Regions from separate parts of the Homo sapiens genome. Here region 2 is linked to region 1. The links are chromatin loops, found by intact Hi-C in ENCODE. Cell type or tissue: heart left ventricle. All regions are shown on one strand. Links, peaks and the distances in the headings refer to the core of each region. The heading gives the core; the rest is flanking DNA.

Evidence for each region. Peaks named below come from ENCODE experiments on the same cell type or tissue, not always from the same donor. Only the 100,000 strongest peaks of a DNase experiment are listed, where the experiment ranks them.
Region 2: it touches region 1 in a loop (3-fold over the local background); 8 of 110 quality-filtered maps call a loop at or near these places.

What each region holds. Positions count from the first base shown.
Region 1 is chr11:66,407,377-66,410,279 of GRCh38, forward strand. It overlaps a transcript of NPAS4 not described here. Among named protein-coding and RNA genes, the nearest start is that of NPAS4, 12 kb to the right of the region's middle. RefSeq lists a silencer at 1,525-1,584. In heart left ventricle, for the core only: no CTCF peak of the experiment used is centred there; DNase peaks (open chromatin) are centred at 1,255 and 1,665; H3K4me3 peaks cover 1,195 bases; H3K27ac peaks cover 341 bases.
Region 2 is chr11:66,577,895-66,580,797 of GRCh38, forward strand. No RefSeq gene overlaps it. Among named protein-coding and RNA genes, the nearest start is that of CTSF, 11 kb to the left of the region's middle. RefSeq lists an enhancer at 822-1,635. In heart left ventricle, for the core only: CTCF peaks have their summits at 1,277 (motif pointing right) and 1,480; a DNase peak (open chromatin) is centred at 1,317.

The DNA of each region.
Region 1 (2,903 bases), core at 212-2,711:
AGGCTGACCCAGGAGAGCTGCTTTAATCCAGGAGGTGGAGGTTGCAGTGAGTGAGCCGAGATTGTATCACTGCACTCCAGCCTGGGCAACAAGAGCAAAACTCCATCTCAAAATAAAATAAAATAAAATTAGAGATATTGATAATTGGGGAGGAGGGGGAGAGACTGGAGCATCTAGCTCCTATGAACACCCAAAACGCTGGAAGATAGGGAGACCCCCTGACCCTCTCCTGACTGTGGGCTGCTTGGTTTGTTAACGGTGGAGTAGCTTAGGATGGGCTCCTTCGTTCATCCTAAGGAGCAGGGGCTCACAGAGATGTGTTGGACTCACTTTCACCCTGCTACCTCATCCTAAAAAGCTCTGGGTCAGAGGCCCAGAGACCTGAGTTCCACCCTTGGCTGTCTGAAACCTCCGGAAAACCATTTCACTTCTCCCAGTCTCAGTCTCCTTATCTGTACATGGGAATGATTTTAATGCTCACTGTCCTGCTTATCTCAAGAGACTGTGAGGCTGGTCAAAAGAGACAAGGGGTGTGGAAGTGAAAGGGCCCAAGAGCACTTTTCACAGTCTTGAGTGCAGGAGGCCGTTCTGCCCCGTGCTGCTATGGGATCTTAGGCAAAGCCACAACTTCTTTCGGCTTCAGTTTTTCTCACTTTAAAATGATAATAGGCCAGGAGCGGTGGTTCACGTCTGTAATCCCAGCACTTTGGGAGGCTGAGGCAGGCAGATTGCTTGAGTCTAGGAGTTCGAGACCAGCCTGGGCAACATGGCAACACCCCATCTCTACTAAAAATACAAAAATTAACTGGGTGTGGTGGTGCGCGCCTGTAATCCCAGCTACTCAGGAGGCTAAAGCGAGAGGATTGCTTGAACCCAGGAGACAGAGGCTGGAGTGAGCTGAGATCGCACCACTGCACTCCAGTCTTGATGACAGAGTGAGACCCTGTCTCAAAAAATAAGTAAAATAAAATGATAATAATATTCTGCATTACAGAGTTGCTGTGAGAATGGAGTAATACGAGGAAAGCACGTAGCAAGTGCCTAACACATGGAGCGCGCTCGCTGAACGTTAATCACAAGTGTGATTGATCACAAGTTAATCCTAAGTGGTAAGAATGAGTCCCGCGTTAATCAGGGTTCTGGTGTGAAAATTGCTGAGTTCTTTTATGCTCTTCCCCTCTTGCAGACGCCAGAGGGCGACATAGACGGCGGGACTCCAGCCGCCAAGCACGCCCGCCGCAGCCCCACAATCGGCCACGCGGTGGCGCTAAGCCACACAATGCTTGGTTTGCCGCAGGCTTTGGGGAGCAGAGGGCTGACCGGGGGAGAGCGGAGACCGGGTAAGGGGGGCCTTGGGAGCCAGGGAGCCCTGAACCAGAGGGTCAAGGACCCCTGGACGGAGTATTCCCCGGGCTCCCGGGACACAACAAGATCAGCTGGGAATGAATGGGTCCTGGGCTTTTGGGAATCTGAGTGGGGCATCCCTTCCTCCGGGCGCCGGGCTGCACCCCCTTACCCTGGGCAGCCGCGGGGCCGTGACGCCTGGCGGAGGGGGCGCGCATCTCGGCGCGCGCCGGTCTTCGCAGTGGCTCATTCATCGCCGCCGAGGCACGCCGTTGCCATGGGGACGTGATGCAGGCGCGGGGAGCGGGAGGGAGAGGGAGGCCCCGGGTGACGTCCGCGCTCTTCTCGCAGCTAGTCTCCCGCGGCCTCCCAATTCTTGCCTAATTTGGAAGAGAGCCGCAGCCCTTCTGCTGATGCGCGCGCGCTGGCGCCTTTTTAAGGCAACTGGCGGAGTGGCGGCTCCACCAGAGCCTGGGAGCTGCCCCCGCCCCCGAGCCGCGAGCCCCGCGCCGGGCCGGGGAGTCCCCGGCGCCACACGCCCCCACCACCCCCATCTTAGCGCCCCCCACCCTCTATGGAGACATTTCAACCAGGGAGAAGGGAAGTCCTGCCCTTGCCCCTCGCCCCCGCCCTGCTCCTCCAACAGGGGAGACTTCTGTCCAAACCTTGGAAAGAAACGAGATGCCAGGCCTAGCGCCTTCGGGGATCCTCTCTGGACAAGGCCACAGGGTGAAAACACCAGGTGAGGACTTCACTACCCTTGGGGCCACCATGGGACCCTGGAGACCTTTGCCTCCCTCCAGGCGCCCCCGACCCCTTAAACTTTTTCTCCCTGAGCTCAGCCTGGAGCAGAGTTAGGATCCTGGGAAAGCCCCTTACCAGTTGCTCCAACCCCCTCCTTAAACTGGAAGGGAAACTGAGGCCCAGAGAAAAGTAGTGATTGACTAGGGCCACATGGCACGTTCCTAGAGGAAGAGCATGGGCCAGAACCCACAGATGCTGACCTCCTGGCCAGAGGTCAAGGCATTCCTTATGGTTGAGCATAGCCAGCCCCGTGTGCCAGTATCCAGCCCCTGCCCTGCACCAAGCAGAGGGGCTGGACACCTCTGTCATGGCACCAGCTGCCTCTCCTTCCCCAGCACAGTCTGGACCTGGGCGGACTTTTTGGAAAAGCTTCTGGATGCCACGGACTCCACGACCAACCAACTAGGTTGCTGCTGCTTGCAAACATCGCCTCCATTGAAGGATTCCTGCAGCCACCAGCTCTGGAACTTTCTGGAACCAAACATTTCCCCAGACTGCCTACAAGGACCAATTGGCCTCTGGATGTAGGTGTGGCCTGCAGGGGTCCGGCAGGGCTCCCCAGAGTCAAGTGGACCCAGCCCTTTGGACCCCCTGCCCGGTCCTATTGACCTCTGCTCTCTCCCTGCAGCACTTCCTGGAGGCGTTTGACCGGGACCTGGGAGGGCAGCTGAGAAGTGCCTGACCATTCTCAAGGAGCTGCGTGGATTCCAGACATCTCTGGGCTGGTCTCTGGACCGGGATGGGGGACCCAGAGG
Region 2 (2,903 bases), core at 184-2,683, 170 kb after region 1:
ATTTGTACATACAGAAAGAGCACCTGGCCTGATTAGGCTCTTCTGATCTTTAGTAGACATGAGCCAGGCATGCTGGACACCCTGCAGTGTTTGGGACAGTCCTGCAAAACAGATCATTGTTCCATGTCCTGCACAACTTTCTAATGTCCTATAAGTTATTTACATGAGTGGAAAACCTGCTTATAGTTATGAGCTGAAAACCCTAACTCTGTTAGTTATGTAAACACATTATATTATATACACAGTTTTAGTATATACTGAATTTTCCAGGAATGTAGCTAAATGTAAATCAAAAGAATTTTCCTTACATGAGCTCAGATCTTTACAAGGAGTCATTCACCATTCACAAGATCATGTCTCTGAAGTTAACATGCCTGTATCAGTCTGTATTTAAGAGTGGTCCCAAGCCAGGCTCACACCTGTAATCACAGCTGCTTGGGAGGCCAAAGAGGGAGGATCACTTGAGGCCAGGAGTTCAAGACCAGCCTGGGAAACATAATGAGATTTCATCTGAAAAAAGAAAAGAAAGAAAGAAGGAATGAAGGAAGGAAGGAAGAGAAAACAAAAAAGAGAACAGTCCCACTTCACAATGACCATTTCAGATGTCTTCTAGTGTGATCCTGACCAAGGCTGTGCATATGGAAATGTAGATTTCTTTCTTTCTTTTTTTCTTGAGATGGAGTCTTGTTCTGTCACCCAGGCTGGAGTGGAATGGCGCGATCTCTGCTTGCTGCAACCTCCACCTCCCAGGTTCAAGTGATTCTCCTGCCTCAGATTCCCTAGTAGCTGGGATTACAGGTACGCAGCATCACCACACATGGCTAATTTTTGTATTTTTAGTAGAGACGGTGTTTCACCATATTGGCCAGGCTGGTCTGGAACTCTCCACCTCAAGTGATCCACCTGCCTCAACTTCCCAAAATGCTGGGATTACAGGTGTGTGCCACTGAGGCCGGCCAATATTTCACTATTATATTATTATTGTTATTATTTATTATTATTATTTTAGTAGAGATGGAGTTTTGCCATGTTGCCGAGGCAGGTTTCCAACTCCTGGGCTCAAGTGATCCGCTGCCTCGGCCTCCCAAAGTGCTGGGATTACAGGCGTGCGCCACCGCGCCCGGCCTACCTCTTTCTTTTGAGGCCACCCCTTCTTCCCACCGCTAAGCGTTCCAGAATCCACAGTGATTAATTCGTCCGAAAGAGCAGGGGAGTGAGGGAGGACTGGATTCTGAGGGTGCTGGCAGAACAACTGGAGTCGGGGGTCCACGGCGGTCATGACTATCGACACACGGTGGCGCTGTTGAGGCTCGGTCCTGCGCATTCCCGAGTGTCAGGAGCCCTGGAAGAAGTTGCAGGCTTCTCACCTCCCACGCAGCCACTGCACTCCGAAGCGCAACCACTGAGTCAGGGAGGCAGGGCCAGAGAGGAGTTTGGCATCACCGGATAAAAATCAGCCGTAATTTACATCCCCTACGTGTGGCTAAAAGTTAAAATGGACAGATCTGGGTCCTGCGCTTCACACCACCTACATAGCATCAACGCCTGGATGTCAAACTTAGCCAGAGCTGCGTATTGTTTTCATCCTCACCCGTCCTCAGGAATCTCCCATCCCAGCATATGGCATCACTATTCCCCCAGCTCTTCAGTCCAGAGAATTGGAAATGTCATTGATTCTTCCTTTGCCTTCATGCCGCACGTCTAGCCCATCTCCAAGTGCCCTGGAGTCCAGCCCTCCCCCCAATATCTCTCCAATCTGTCCACTTCTCCCCATTCCCGTAGCCGCCGCTTATGACCAAGCCCTCACCATTGCTTGCCTGACCGAATCCACTCCTGCCTCCAACAAGCTCCTCTGCAGGCCACAGCTGGAGGGACCTCCTTAAACATAAACCGGCCGGCACGGTGGCTCACGCCTGTAATTCCAGCGCTTTGGGAGGTCAAGGCAGGTGGATCGCCTGAGGTCAGCAGTTCAAGACCAGCCTGGCCAACATGGTGAAACCCTATCCCTACTAAAAATACAAAAATTAGCTGGGCATGGTGGCGCACACCTGTAATCCCAGCTACTGGGGAGGCTGAGGCAGGAGAATTGCTTAAACCCGGGAAGCAGAGGTTGCAGTGAGGGGAGATCCTGACACTGCACTCCAGCCTGCACAAGAGAGCAAAACTCTGCCTCAAAAACAACGATTGCCGGGCACAGTGGCTCACTCCTGAAATCCCAGCACTTTGGGAGGCCGAGGTGGGCGGATCACGAGGTCAGGTGTTTGAGACCAGCCTGGCCAACATAGTGAAACCCCGTCTCTACTAAAAATACAAAAAATTAGCTGGGCATGGTGGAGGGCGCCTGTAATCTCGGCTACTTGGGAGGCTGAGGCAGGAGAATCGCTTGAAGCCGGGAGGCAGAGTTTGCAGAGAGCCGAAATCGTGCCACTGCACTCCAGCCTGGGCAACAGAGCGAGACTCCATCTCAAAAAAAAAAAAAATTACAATATCACATTACTTAAGATGGGGTATAGGTGAATTTGATCAAGTATGATAAGGTTGGGGCTCCCAAGAGGGACTAAGGTCAACAAGGGTGAAAAAATGGCACGGCTTGGCCCTTAGTTGGTTTGCCCTAATATTTGTAGAATGAATGAATGGATGGGGATGGATGGGCATATGAATGGATAGAATGGATAGATGGATAGAAGGATAGACATTCCAGGCCCCAGGCTGGAGTGCAGTGGCGCAATCTCGGCTCACTGCAACCTCTGCCTCCCAGGTTCAAGCGATTCTCCTGCCTCAGCCTCCCAAGTAGCTGGGACTACAGGCACCCACCACCATGCATGGCTAATTTTTTGTATTTTTAGTAGAGATGGGGTTTCACTGTGTTAGCCAGGATGGTCTTGATCTTCTGACCTGGTGAT